Linked DNA regions of Homo sapiens: region 2 is linked to region 1. Evidence: chromatin contacts called from ENCODE Hi-C or POLR2A ChIA-PET data. All regions are on one chromosome and are shown on one strand. The core of a region is the stretch at or near the end of the contact, and the rest is flanking DNA. Distances in the headings are between cores, read along the strand shown. Region 1 has its middle 220 kb from the start of ICE1. Region 2 has its middle 30 kb from the start of LINC01018.

Region 1 (7,421 bases), core at 1,973-4,472:
CCCTGAGTTCCAGCTTCAAAGGCTGGGCATGTGGAACTGGGCTCATTTACCTTTTTACTGGAGAGCGAGGTGGGGAGCTCATGCCACTGGGTGTTCCAGAGATACCTGCAGAAGACTCTTAAGGAATTCCACATGTCCACTATTTAGCATTTAAAAATCTTTCAAGGAGGACAGATGAATGGGAAAAGAGTATTTCCTAAACCAAATCAGCCTTTTCAGAGAAAATAGAAGTATAAGCCAAAAGGAGAACACAGAAATTAAAGCACAGAAAATAGGATCGATTTAAGCTCTCAAGTTGAGTTTAAAGCTGAGGGCCATGCTGAAGTACCTGTGTTTCCTATAAACCTCCAGCGACCATGACTGAGGGCTTGGAGAAAGTCATGGAGCTCAATGGCCATGATATGATGCTCAGCAAAAGGCAGGGGCTTTGACACCTGAGAGTGACTTCAAATTCTGGCTTAGACCATTGTGATCTGTGCTGTTTGGAGTCAGTTATTCCCCTTTCTGAACCTCAGTTTCTCTCTTTACCATTTGGGGACAATACAACACGCAAGGCAGAGCTGTGGGGATTAAAGACACCATATATAAATAAATGTGAGGCCCCCACACTGTGCCCGAGTCATCGTAGAGGGCACTTTGTGAATGACACTGCTTATCACATCAATTCAAGTATGGCTACTTTATTGATTTTTAATTTCTTCTCATAAAATACTGACTTTTGGAGTTTTATTTTTGAGAATGGGGAGGGAGGGGAAACAGGTGAGGAACCAGGTCCTGAATTGTTACGGTAATAATACAGTTGATGAGTTCATGAACCAGAAAGCCCAATAATGGATAGAGGCTTCTGCCACTAGCTGAGGACACGGGACACAGGCTGTGGCCTTCAGCTTTCCCCAGAGCGGAATGAGAGCTTCAATCTGTCAACTGAAAAACCACCGTCTTCATACATTAGGATAGGTGATTTCACTTCTTATAAAGGGCTGCAGCCTGCAAGGTCACCATTCGGAGAGGCTGAGAATTGTAGCCTCTGGCAGAGCCCAGAAGGAAGGCACTTTGAAGGAGGAGGGGTTGGGGCAGGAGCTTCATGCAGAACAGATTCTTGTTTAGCTGCTAGAGAAAAGAAACCTTGTGCAGTTAGAACATAGTTTATTCTCTAAGTGTAGGGGTGCGTGACTTAACCCTTGCCTGGCATGGCCTTGGGTCTTGTGTATAGTTTGATATATTATTGCCACAAAAGAGTTTATTCCGCTAGTCTTATGATCTCTATTTTAACATTAATGCTGGTCAGTTTTGTCTAAACCACAGAAGGGATGGGGTGTAAGGAGGCGTATCTAACCTCTCCTCCCGTCATGGCCAGGAACTCCGTCTTCAAGGTTTCTCTGGGTTCCCCTTGGTCCCTAGGGCATTTGCTCAGTCAGTTGGGGAACTTAGTATTATTTTAATTCTCAAATCCAAAGGATCTCTTATTAGGGACATTGATTTAGAGCAAGGGCTCTTCACTAAGGTCGATTTTGCTAACCGTGGGCATTTAGCAATGTTTGGAGACATTTTTGGTTGTCATAACTGGAGGGAGCTACTGGTATCTAGTGGGTAGACATCAGGGGTGCTGACAGACATACTATGATGCCTGGGACAGCCCACATAACAGAGAATTATCCAGCCCCAAATGTCAATGCTACCAAGGTTGATTAAATGTAATAAATGATGTGTGTGTGTGTGTGTGTGTGTGTGTGTGTGCATGTAAAGAAAACTTTTTACATGGATAGACATGATTTAGAAGTTTAGGGACTTATACTTGATTTAGAAAAAATAACAAGAAGATAAAACTTATGCTCATATTTAAAATAAATACCTTCTAGCCTGCTTTTCAGTAAAGGGCGGTATGAAATCTGGACAGACATGTAAGATGTGAAAATTTTAGCCAAATGCTTCATGCACTTCAAAGATAACATCTTATTCTTTGAAAGAAGAAATAATTTCATGTTTAGTTTCAAGAATCTTTTTCACTTTGGCCACCTGGTTTTAATCTAGTTTTATTTGCTCACCTAAACATATCATTGCTGAAAAAAGAATGAAATTCAAAATGTTTGATATAAAATATCCCTTTTTCCCGCCTTTCCTCCTTGTCTCTATATCATTGTGTAACTAGATTTGGTAATAATGAAGCTTTATCCAGATGGAGGGGTGGATATCTACTAACAGAATTACCCACAGATGCTTCATAAAATCCATCTGGCCGAGAGAAACATGAAGCTGAGCTGTTCTGTAGGTGAGCCATATTTTGCCATGGATAGAAAGAAATGTCTACATCTTAAGAGTGCTTAAAGGATTTTAAAATCTCAATTTTTATTAAAAAATGTTTATTAAAGACATTTTCAAGAAGAAAAGAGGACTTAGGTTTAATAAATTAAAATGCCTTGCTTTCTTATTTTTTCTCCATTTTAGCATATGCCATATTTAGGACATATAGGTTACTTGAGAATGACAGCCAGGTATACAGCAATACCTCATGTAGCTGGCTAGAGTGAGGCTAAGGGCCAGATGGATAATTCCCTCTCTTTCTTTCTTTCTCTCTCTCCTTCTCTCTCTCTTTCTGCTTCATTCCTAAGCTTGGTTTTAGTTTTTTCATATTTAAAGGACTAGAAATCGATGTTGGCAAGAACCCAAGGGGATACTTACCTTGAAGGTGGTATGGATTTTGTATTGTGCCTGGATTTGGGGTCCCTCTAAATAGCATCTGGACTCCACTGGACCCTGAGCTGTCCTTAGAACCTACCCTTACCCCCGACCGATTCATTAAGGGTGGCCTCTTGCTGGATTCCAGAAAGCATCCAAGCCGAGCAAGTCTTTCCAGACCTTTCCCAATTCATTTCCATCTGATCATTCAATTCGAGTCTCCCAGTGCCTACCATGTGCCAAGGATCCTTTTAGGGTTGTCCATCCCATCCTACCACTTCTCTCCCTGTATATCCTTTAGTAATTCATTCTACCTCTCCATGCTCCAATTCCTCCATCTAACACAATATAAATGACACAGTAAATTACTTATTACTTAATTGGCATGCTCCTGCTTACTACACAGGCCGCATTTACTGGTAATCATGGCCTTTCAGGGAGCTCCTCCATGCTTATCTGTGAAGATTGTGTCCCTGGGAGATAAGTTCAGCCTTTGCTCTGTTGTCCTGGGTTATTTTCACTGGCTGTGGCCTCTGAGTTCAAGCACTCAGGATACATCTCCCGAGCACAGGATCTGGTGGTCATGACTGCTGCCGTGTATTTTACATAATCGTTTTGGAATGTACTTCACAAACTCCTTGGTATTCTAAAAATAACCTATCCCTTTGCTTATTTTTATGCCCTTACCTTGGCTGCCAAGTTTTTTCTTGGAGGGAAATATGAGTTAAAACTGATATACTGGAATGGTATTAATTACAGCACCTTGAATAGTAACGAAAAGCAGCATTGCTAAAATTACTAGTTAATCACATACAAATAGTGCTTGCTGTCAGCTTTTTATAGCTGAAATTGGGACCAAGTTCGGCCATGGAGCAGTGAAAAATATTCAGAGCTGTTATGTCCTCCAAGAATCAATGATGTGAGTAGGTTTATCCAAAGACTAGAAGAAAAAGCATTATAAATGCAACTCTACAGTTTGAAGTCAAATTTCTTGTTCTTTCTGGGTCACAATGCCTTTATCTCTATTTAGAAGATCAAAAAGAGAAAATACAACCTTATAATGACACAAACAGGAATTCACTTACTGAAATATTTAAACTGTGCTGAAAGTTTTACATTATGAATAACTCTGCTTTTTAAAATTCGATCACCATGCTATAACAGTAACAGTATTGCAATTAAATATAGTTGATATGTTCCCAATGCTCTAGGCCTTTGGCCCTCATTTTTAGAGAAAGGCCCCTTCATAAAGAAAGTGAATCAAATCCCAGAAATAACCATTTCTTGGCAGAGACAAAGAAGAGACCAAAGTTGACGCTGTAATTTAATGAAAGCTAATTGAAGTGATTCCAAAGTTGTGCATGGAGCTTTGGAAACTTCAGTTCTTTTTTTTTTTTTTTTTTTTTTAGACGGATTCTCGCTCTGTCACCCAGGCTAGAGTGCAGTGGAGCGATCTTGGGTCACTTGCTAGCTCCCTCCCAGGTTCACACCATTCTCCTGCCTCAGCCTCCTGACTAGCTGGGACTACCACCTAGTGCCCACCACCACGCCCGGCTAATTTTTTGTATTTTTAGTAGAGACGGGGTTTCACCGTGTTAGCCAGGATGGTCTCGATCTCCTGACCTCGTGGTGGCCTCCCAAAGTGCTGGGATTACAGGCGTGAGCCACCGCGCCGGGCCTGGAAACTTCAGTTTAAAATAAAAACTGTTCCCATAGTCTAAGAGATATGTAAAATATAATTTCTTGGTAAAATAAATGGATAAACAGAAGTTCATGAGCAGCTACTCAAACTTGCTCAAGTACTGTGAGCATCATTCTTTGTTCTCTCTTTAAAAGGATCCTTGCTGATTCTGCAGGCACACTTCACATTAAACATCAACAGAAAAAGCTGAAGAGCGTTCCATCAACTGCTAATGAAGATACATTTTGTAATTTTTGTCCTAGATAGTAGCATTGACTTTTCAAAGCAATTGAAAAATTGGTTTTAGGAACCATCACAAAATTGCTAAACCATTCTATCCCAGGTCTAAAAACAAAGGCCTTGGTCTTCCTTACACAATGCTTGGCAGTGTCCGAAGGGTGAGTGAAGTCAGTGTGTATACCAACAGAAGGTGAGCATGCACAAGGAGCTTCAGACGTGCTCCCTTGATAGTGTTGGCTCATGTTCAAGAGCAAGAAACAGTGTGTGGATTTGGGAACTTGGAATAGCTGCTTGACCAACATAGGTTTCATGTCTTTGGAACAGAAGAAAGACAGGATCTTACTGTTTTTTGTTTTTGTTTTTGTTTTTGTTTTCAAGGAAGGGAAGTTTTACTCAAAGGCCTTTACCTCTCAGCATGACTGATCCATTTTCTTTTTTTTCTGGCACTTCCTACCACCAGGTGAACATTTGCAATCATTAAGATATTAGAGCTTAATAACAATCTCAGGAGGTCATAAATGAAGTTATCCCTTTGCAAACAAAATGGGTTAAAATTCCCATGGAATGGAGAGGAAACTAATATTATGTCCTCCTCAGGTCTTTCCTCTGTCCACTAGACACAGAAGAAACCTCTTTTGACCTGGGGCTCAGGGACATCTCTGACTTTGAGGTTGGTCCTCTTCATCAGAATAATTTTATTAGACTTGATGTAATACTGTTAGAATCTTGAGTCTCCAGTCTAGTAATCTGCCTCCTGTTGTTTCTCCTGCGTCAATGCCTTCATCTGTTATGGTCATTATACCTGGCTCTGACATGAGAAGAAGAGGTGATATATTATAAAAGTGTTTACAAATGGCCCTCCCAGGATTTTAGTCCTTCAAGAACTTGGGGTCTGCGTTACTTTGATCAGCTTCTTAGAAGTCAGAGCTCTCCTGTTTGATGTACCTAGCCCTCCTGTCTGTTGGGTGCCCTGACTCCTGACTGCCATGAGGTCATTCTACAGTCCTAACACAAATCCCTCATAGCTGGCATCCTCCTTCCCTGAGGATGGGCCCAAGACACAAGTCTATGTCAGCAATTTTGGAAAAGCAGTCCCAGTGGCACCTGTGTCAGGATCATGTGGGATGCCCATTAGAAATGCAGACAGTCTGGGTTCTCCAATAGCCTCCCTGATTCAGAATCTCTGGAAATAAATTCCTAGACTTGGCACTTAAAAAAGCTTTTCAGTACACTGAGATTAGTGTCCATGCCAGGGTGTGAGCTACTGGGTTATACAAGGAAAGTGGCATCTGAGACAAAGACACATAAAACAGAAGTGTTGTCGACCAGTGACTTGTCCTGAGTACGGAGTTTGGAAGGAGTAACATGTATGTTCTCTTGAGATTATAATTATAATCAGAACAATGAAAACGGCAATCCGTCATAAGAACACTTATGTGCAAATAAGGTAGGAATATTTCCATTCAAAATAATTTCTAATAGCCACCTTGAGTACTTGGTTGAAGAAAGTCCATAGAATGTTGGTGGCCATTGAAATTCAAATCTCCTTACGCATTTTCTGACAAAATGATACAGTTAAACTAGAAGAGCAAATACCGTTACCCATAATACACATCTATAGTATAATTAGGAGGTAGGAATACTCTGTGCTTCATGTACACAGCCAGATTCAGGACATGAACTTGAGCTCATCCTTGAAGAAGCAATCCGGTGAGGGTGTGTAGGAAAGCAGGGAGGAGAGAGGAAGTCTAGGAAAGAAAGCCCACCCTGGGTGGGAAAATACCGAAAACTACTTTCAAAGAAGTAAGGGGACAGAATTCAGACCTGATTGCGAAGAAAAAAGGAAAGCAAGAGGTGAAATCAAGGTCTTACAGAAACACAAGAGAAGCACTACAACATTAGCAGCACCACGCCTCCCTGTAGCAAGAAATAAATAGATAGACAGACAGACAGATGATAGATAGCATCTGACTATACCAACAGAAGAGTGTGTGCTTGAATTACATCTAAACACTGCATGCACGTCTGCATTCAGCTGTTATCTCTGATCTGGTACCAACAACAACAAGAACAACAACAACAAGCATTTAAAAATGACTGAGTAAAAGAGAGAAAAAAGCTTACAAAATAAAGAAGAGAGCATAGGAGAAGTGAACATAGTAAAAATGTTTATCAAATATATAATTGAGATTCCCCGAAGAAGAGCAGGCCATGAATAGGGCAGAGAAGCATTATCTGAAAAGATCCAGGCAAAAATTTTTCTAAAGCTGATGTAACACATTAATCAACAGATTCAATTATCTGCACAAAAACACACACACAAAAAAAAACAAGAAAAAATAATGAGATAAACCAATGCCTCCTCCCAGTTTAAAAAAAAAAAAAAGGAAAGAGAAAGAGAGAGGGAGAGAGATTGTCTCTAACTATACCAATAGAAAAAAAAAACAATCAAAACAAACATCTAGATATAACATCATCGAAAAAAAAAAAGAAAAAATATAGCATATAACAAACAACCAAAGGGGGAAAAAAGAAAAAAAAACAAAAAACGTTACTTTCAAAAGCGCAACAGTAAAGCTGATTTTTAACAGGGATAATTGAAGCAAGAAATAATGGAATAACAACTTTACCTTTAAATAGATTAAAGAAGATTATTCCTAATCTAGATTTATAGACCAAGTGATCACACCCTTCAACAACAAAGCAAAATAAATATATGTTCAGAAAAGCAAAAATGAAGAGAAATAATTACCAGAAGATCCTCCCTAAAAGACATCCCTTTGAGTTGAGGTCTCGCTCTGTTGCCCAGGCTGGAGTGCAGTGG
Region 2 (7,421 bases), core at 1,563-4,062, 910 kb after region 1:
GTAGCATCAAAGGGGATGTTAGAGAAATAAGAAGATTATATCGAAAGGAAGTTCTGTTTTCCCAGGAAGAAAAGATTTTCACTTCACTTACTGGGCTTTGTTCGTAGCTGCAGTAGGGAAGGAAAACTTGCAGTTTGGAAAATGTTGGGGGAAAATTCCCTGCATGTTCCTTTAAGAGCCTCGTTTTTAATAAAAGTATTCTCTCTTTTCTTCTGCAGCTATTCTGTAAAATGTATCATCAGAGAGGAACCTATATAACCTTCACATCACCATTTTATCAGCACTCAGCATTTTTCAAAGACCTGATGGATATAAATACTTCACAACAACTTTTTTATTGCATTCTAAGCACGAACAAGTTTCCAAAGAAATCTATGATGTCTGTGACCTCCAATGTAGCTAGAAGCGATGGGTGGAAGATGAAATGGCTTGTTCCAAGTCGTAAAGCAAGCAGCAACAAAGCTGGACTGGGGCTCCGTCCCTTCCAGGCCATTTAATCTACTGCCACTTTCAAGGTGTATTCCTGCCCAAATCTAGAAAACATCTCACACGAATGGGGAAGGCCTGAGATATGTACACTGAGCAATACTCACAGCGGAGGCGGAATGCCTTCTCCCCATCCAGCTTTCAAATGCTTGCACTCTCCCTTCAAAGCCTCGGTCTCACAATTACCTTTCAGCGGTAATTTCACAATTGTGTGTGTCCTGGCTAGGCTTGGTCTCTCTCCTCTCGCTCTGTACACCACGATTTACTTTGGAACCCATCTTAATGAAAAGGGAGGAGAATTGGAACAAGAACAGGGTGAATTCCTACAGGCAACATGCTACACCTATAGCCCAGTGGGCTTTCTCTTCCCTCTTTTTCATCTCCCAAATCAAGTCTGTCCAAAAATTTGGTGAATGCTTCCTTTGAAAGGACTGTTTAAAAACAGCCATACACTTCACCCACTTAAAGTGTACAATTCAATAGGTTTTAGTATACACAGATATGTGCAACCACAATCATTTTTAGAACATTTCATCACCTCAGGAAAGAAATTCTTTATCTTTAGCCATGCCCCCCGCCCCTCAGCCACCCCCAGACTCCTAAGCAACCACTAATCTACTTTTGGATCTATAGATTTTACTCTTCTGGACACGTCATATAAATGGAATCACACAATATTTGTCATTTTATGACTGGCTTCTTTCACTTAGCATAATGTTTTCCAGGTTTGTCCATATTGTAGCTCGTATCAGTATTTCATTTTTCAAGGCCAAATACTATGCCACTGTATAGGTAGACCACATTCTGTTTATACACTCATCAGGTGATAGACACTTGCATTCCTTCCACCCTTTAGCTATTATGAATAATGCTGCTGTAACTTGTCATATGTGCAAGTTTTTGTGCAAACATATATTTTCATTTCTCTTGGGCATATACCTAGGAGGGGAACTGCTGGGCCATATGGTAACTGTGTTGAATCCTTGAAGGAGCTACCAGATGGTTTTCTGAAATGGCTTCACCATCCTACATTCCTACCAGCAGTGTATGAAGTCCGATTTCTCCATGAAATGACTTTTTTTTTTTTTTTCGAGATGGAGTTTCACTGTTGTTGCCCAGGCTGGAGTACAGTGGCACCATCTCGGCTCACTGCAACCTTCACCTCCCAGGTTCAAGCGATTTTCCTGCCTCAGCCTCCCAAGTAACTGGGATTACAGGTGCCCACCACCACACCCGGATAATTTTTGTATTTTTAGTAGAGATGGGATTTCACCATGTTGGCCAGGCTGGTCTTGGACTCCCGATCCCAAGTCATCCACCCACCTTGGCCTCCCAAAGTGTGAAATGACTTTTAAGTATACCAAATACTCATTCCTGATGCCACTATCTAAGCCCAGGCCCTCCAACCTCATGACTGCTGTTCTGGATTTCCCCTGCAGTCCACACCAGCAGCAGAGCTGCTGTCCCACCAGCCCCACACCAACATTTGCACAACCCTTGAACAATATTCAGGGTAGAGCGACTGCTGCTACCCATGAGCCTCCATCATCCAGGCTAAGACTCAGCCACAGTCACAGCAAACATTCCCCTCCCAGCTCACCTCCTCCCAGCATGAGACTCTGCCTCTAGCCCATGCCTGAGGTCCCCATGTCATGCCCCAGGGCAAGAAATTCCCAGCCTCTCAGCAGCCTCTCATGTCTTCTCAACACCCACTCGCCAAAAGTGGCCACCATCCTTACTCTCCACGGAGCTGGGGTTTCTGGCCACTGCAGCGTGCGTTCTTTGGGCTGCTTCTTTGGCTTTTCTCTGGGCCCAGGCCCTAACTGGCTCCCTTCGATGAGTCTGCTCTCCTCACCTATCAAGGGCCGCTCCCCTCATCGTTCCAGTGCACACCATTCCACATCCATGAGGAGTCACAAAACTACTCCATCAATGACCCCTCCCCTCTAAGCTCCTACTGCACCGTTGGGCTTTTTATTACATGTCCTTAAATAGTATTGCACAAATAGGTCACAGTGCCAAGATAGTTTTTGTTCTCCTGAATATCATGGTAGCCCCCTGGGAGGTAATGATGGTGTCCTGTGGATACTTTTCCCATGTCAGGGTGACAGAAAGTGGATATAGTAATATAGTAACGTCTGCAGTGGACATTTATTGTGTTGCATTCCACTGCAATGAGCTACATGTTACAGTTGGAGCAGCTCAGCAGCTAGTGAGGCAAGCCGGTGATGATCTGGGAGACGTGCCTATATGGGAAGTATGGCGTATGGGTGTGGGAGGGGCCTGTGGTCCCAATTTCACCCTCGCATAGCATGGTGAGGACTGAGACCCAACATGACCACAGGCTTGGCCCAGGTTACACAGCAGGTGATTCATCCAAGGCTGAACAGCTGGTAGCCTCGGCTCACTGCCTATTCCCTGGCAGGATGCTCAGAACACTGTGCTGGTCTCCCCCGCCAGCCCAGGAAGTCTCCATGATCCAACCAGCTGGCACATCTTGCCCAAGCCCCACTGGCCTCCTCTGTACCAGCCAACTCACCTCCTTGTGAGTCCCCTAAATACACAAATTGTGTCCCTTCTCCACGCCTTTGCCCAGGCTGTGCCCTCTGCCTGGAGGGCCGTCCTTCCCGGCCTTGCGGATCTACTGTGCTTCTGGGCATCAGGGTCACCTCCTCCGAGAGGCTTCTGAACAGCCTGGCTGAAACGGCCGCTGTCTGGCTGACTCCCCGGGCTCTGCACGGTGTCTGGCATGATGTGATCTTTCTCTTGTGTGTTCACCTACTTCCCCCCGCCCCCGCCCCCATGCTGAAGGGAAGCCCCTCCACAGGAGCCCGGCCTCATCTGTGTCCCATAACCATCATATCCACAGCACCTCTCGCACCTGCATATAGCAGGTGTCAAATAAGTGATTCTATGAAGGAAGCCACTCGCACTCTGCCATCTGGAGACCTTCAGCACCGACAGCTGAAGGGATATGACTTCTTGGCAGGAATATTCCAGAAGTGAAGCAGAAAGAGCTTATGGGGAGCAGAGGAGTGGCTTGGGCCACGGCGCATGGTCACAAGGGCATGCCACAGTCCTACTGCTCATGACTTCACACAGATTAACTTATTCAACATGGGCAGTGACCCTCTGTAGTACTCACCTTAGTCTCCTTTTACAAATAAGGAAACTGAGGCACAGAGGGGATTGAAACGCGACTGAATCACACAGCAAGCAGGCAGTGTAGCCAGGTTCAAAGCCAGGTGGGACCCTTTGCCACGAGCCTCCTCTCTGCTGGTCTCTGCCATCTGCCTCCCTGTTTGCAAAATCAGTGAAAGCATGAAAAATAAAAAAGGCTCAGAAAGCCATCCCTGGCCTTTATTCTGATCCCAGCCAACATCATCCAATTGCACGTTCAGAACTCTGGGCCATCTTTCAGCTCTGGCCCCACAATGCGTTTTCATTTCATCGTTGGTTAAAAACAGGCATTCTGCAGTCAGCTAAAAGGAAGCCAAGGCTGAAGACACCTCTTTTGTCTGACACACTCACCTTGATGTCCGGGGAGAGTAGTGCACATGAGACTCCAGACCTGTGTCCAGGGCTGCACAGGGCAGAGTTGACCCTCTGGGATGCCAATGTGGAGCAGGTTTCTCTGGGTATCATCATTGGTCTTTGGGCATCAGCGGTTTTCATGACCTCTGATCAGTGTCACCACCCGGGGAACTTATGAGCATTCCCTGTCCCAGAGAACCCTGCTCCGTGGGCCTGGGCATCAGCATGTAAAGACTCCCTGGTGTGCAGTCAGGGTCAGAGGCCACAGGCTGGACGGGCTCTCGCGCTCCCCTAACTCCCCAGTTGCAATGTTTCTACATTTTCTATCCAGAAAAATGAACGCAATTCCCAAATAGCTGCTCTGGTCTGGCAAGGGAGAGAAGTCAATAAACGTATTCAATATTTAGCCGCCATCTCCTGTGCACAGAGCCCTGTGCCACCATGGCATGGGGACAGCGGGGAACTGGGCAGAGTGACACGGCCAGTCCCGAGCAGCCACGGGCCCTGAATACCCGCACAGCTCTCCACTGCTCCCCCGCCAGTAAATGACAGTTCGTAAATAAACATTAAGAAAAGTGTCATCCCAGAGGACTTGCCAAAAATGCAGAGAAGGCACTCATCTTCCCGAGACTCAAACCCTCCAGCACCTTTGGGCTGAGTGATGCTGTCATCCTGCGAGGGTCGAGGGTGGGAGACGGGGAGGGAAAAGAAAAGGATGAGAGCAGAAAGGAGATAAGAAGGGAGGCAGGAAGTCAGTAAGGGAGGGAATGAAGGAAACAGAGGGAGGGAGAGAGGGAGGGATCTTATGAATGTTGGTTGCACGTGGAGGCCGGTTGGCATTGGGGAGGGAGAAGGGGAGAGAAGCCAAGCTGAAAGGGAGATTTTTTGTTTTTTTTCGAGAAGGTCTCCCTCTGTCACTCAGCATGGAGTTCAGTGGCACAATCTCAGCTCGCTGCAACCTCTGCCTCCCAGATTCCAGTGATTCTCATGCCTCGGCCTCCCCAGTATGTTGGATTACAGGCATGCGCCACCACGCCTGGCTAATTGTTTGTATTTTTAGTGGAGATGAGGTTTTGCCATGTTGGTCAGGCTAGTCTTGAACTCCTGGCCTCCCAAAGTGTGAAAGGGAGATTTTGTGTACACACACACACACACACACACAGCAATAAGTATAATGTGATCACGTTTATAAATCAGTATAGAATCATACAAACCTGTGTGCACGTGTAAAAATAAGAATTCCAAGAAGGATTGAGAGAGGGAGGTAAGGAGATCAGGCCTGCTGGAAGGGTCCCCACAGGGACACGTGGCCTCACACAGCTCACGAGGAAGGACTGGGGTCTCTTTAAGGCTGAAGGAGGAGACGGCATGTCCGCCTCCCACACCAGTGAGCAGAGCAGAGTTGCACACTTAGATCTGCAGACACTCCTTGCAGCTGGGCAAGACCCACCCCGGCCCAGCCCAGCGCCTGTCCACCTCTCTGGCTGGGAAGCTCAGTGCTGTGAATGAATCAGACTATCCAGCTTCCCCAGGAGCGCTCCTCCGCTAGAAACTTGGGCGCCCACAAGTTCTGCTTCAGTTACAGATGCCCAACAGGTACCAGATGTGTTTCCCGCTTCCAGGGTGGGACCAGGGCCCCTCACCTGGCTCGTCCTAAGACACTTGGGGAGAGCTTGGCTCCTTTTCAGATCCAGGGGGTGGGAGAGGAACCCAGGAACGCCAGATCTCCTAGGGGCAGCCGGGCCACATTGCCCCACACAGAACATCAGACATGGAAAACATGAATATACAAATTTCCATGGAAGAGATTGGGCTGTACTGAAAAAAGCCCCACACAGCTTTCGGAATTGTCTTTCTCATTCTCCATTTCATTCATTTAAGTTTTATATTAATCTGGCCAGACGCGGTGGCTCACGCCTGTAATCCCAGCATTTTGGGAGGCCGAGGCGGTCGGATCATGAGGTCAGGAGATCCAGACCATCCTGGCTAACACGATGAAACCCCGTCTCTACTAAAAATACAAAAATTAGCCGGGCTTGGTGGCGGGCACCTGTAGTCCCAGCTACTCGGGAGGCTGAGGCAGGAGAATGGTGTGAACCCGTGAGGCGGAGCTTGCAGTGAGCCAAGATCGTGCTACTGCACTCTAGCCTGGGTGACGGAGCAAGACTCCGTCTCAAAAAAAAAAAAAGAAAAGTTTTGTATTAATCCTCTCTCTTTTAATTTCTTAAGGTTTGCATTGTTATTTTGCAAAATTTGTGAAAAGAATTCTAAGTATTCTTATTTTTCCTCTTTCTTCTTTAATCATGAAGGCATTAGAGATGACACATTTCCTGAAAGTGTTATTCTCTCTGACTCACTGATTTTAGCAAGAATTTTTCTCTTTTTATGGTTTCTACATAGTAATTTTCCTTTTAATTCTTTTTTGACCTAAGTGGTATCAAGAAATGTGTTTCTTATATCCAACTATCTTAAGTTATTTATCACTACCTATTTCCAGCTTCACCGGTTTATGATCAGAGACTGCAGCCTGTACGCTTTAATTTTTGGAATGTATTACAATCTTCTTTCTGGCAAAACACTGTTTTTATAAGTGTTCCTTCGACCTAGGGGGAGAAAATGTACATTGCCTTTCAGCAGATCTGTGGCTCTTTTTTACTTAATACATCAAGTTTACTAATTGCGTTCTTCAAATCCTTAGTATCCTGCTTATTTTTGGTATTAATTAGATGTAATTCTGAGAAAGGTAAATGGAAATTCCTCCCTCTCCATTGTATTTTTTCATCAGGTTCTTTCTGCATCTTTAAGCATGTTTGCTTTATGTATTTCTGCTCTACTGTTCAGTACATGCAAATACATTATTATATCATTTCATGAACTAAACCTTTTATCTTTATGTAACATTTAGTGTTTATCTTTGCATGTGTAGCACTTTTAACCTTAAATTTGATATTTTGGATTATCCATTGGTTATGAATGTTATCACTTCTGATTCCTTTCAGCTGGAATTCCCTAGTATCTTTTTGCTCATCTTTTTATCTCAAAACTTCCTCATTTTTTTTTTTTTGACAGGATCTCACTGTATCACCCATGTGGGAGTGTGGTGATGTGATCACAGCCCACCACAGCCTCAAACTCCTGGGCTCAAGCAATCCTACCACCTGGAATCACAGGTGCATGCCACCACAACCAGTTAATTTTTGTATTTTTTTGTAGAGAAGGGATTTTACCATGTTGCCCAAGCTGGCCTTAAACTCCTGAGCTCAAGCGATCCTCCTACCTTGGCATCCCAAAGTGCACAGCATGGGCCACCATGCCTGGTCAAAACTTTATCATTCTAAGTGCATTTCTTGGGTTTTGTTTTTTAACTCAATCACATAATCTGTCCTCTAATGGTACCTTTA

Evidence for each region. A loop is a pair of places that touch in the nucleus more often than their neighbours do. ChIA-PET counts read pairs that join two places held with the same protein, here RNA polymerase II (POLR2A). Pooled maps may share reads with other maps.
Region 2: a loop to region 1 is called in a map of aorta, with 2.8 times the contacts of the local background. The contact joins two enhancer-like sites. A Hi-C loop is called at or near these places in 1 of 168 maps with a recorded cell type or tissue (aorta) and 1 of 50 pooled maps. POLR2A ChIA-PET finds 5 or more read pairs at or near these places in 1 of 52 experiments (H1).

What each region holds. Positions count from the first base shown.
Region 1 is chr5:5,635,214-5,642,634 of GRCh38, forward strand. No RefSeq gene overlaps it. Among named protein-coding and RNA genes, the nearest start is that of ICE1, 220 kb to the left of the region's middle. Within about 2 kb of position 3,223, at least 2 of the 41 ENCODE cell types and tissues checked have a DNase peak (open chromatin) inside an H3K27ac peak, as active enhancers do.
Region 2 is chr5:6,548,664-6,556,084 of GRCh38, forward strand. No RefSeq gene overlaps it. Among named protein-coding and RNA genes, the nearest start is that of LINC01018, 30 kb to the right of the region's middle. Within about 2 kb of position 2,813, at least 2 of the 41 ENCODE cell types and tissues checked have a DNase peak (open chromatin) inside an H3K27ac peak, as active enhancers do.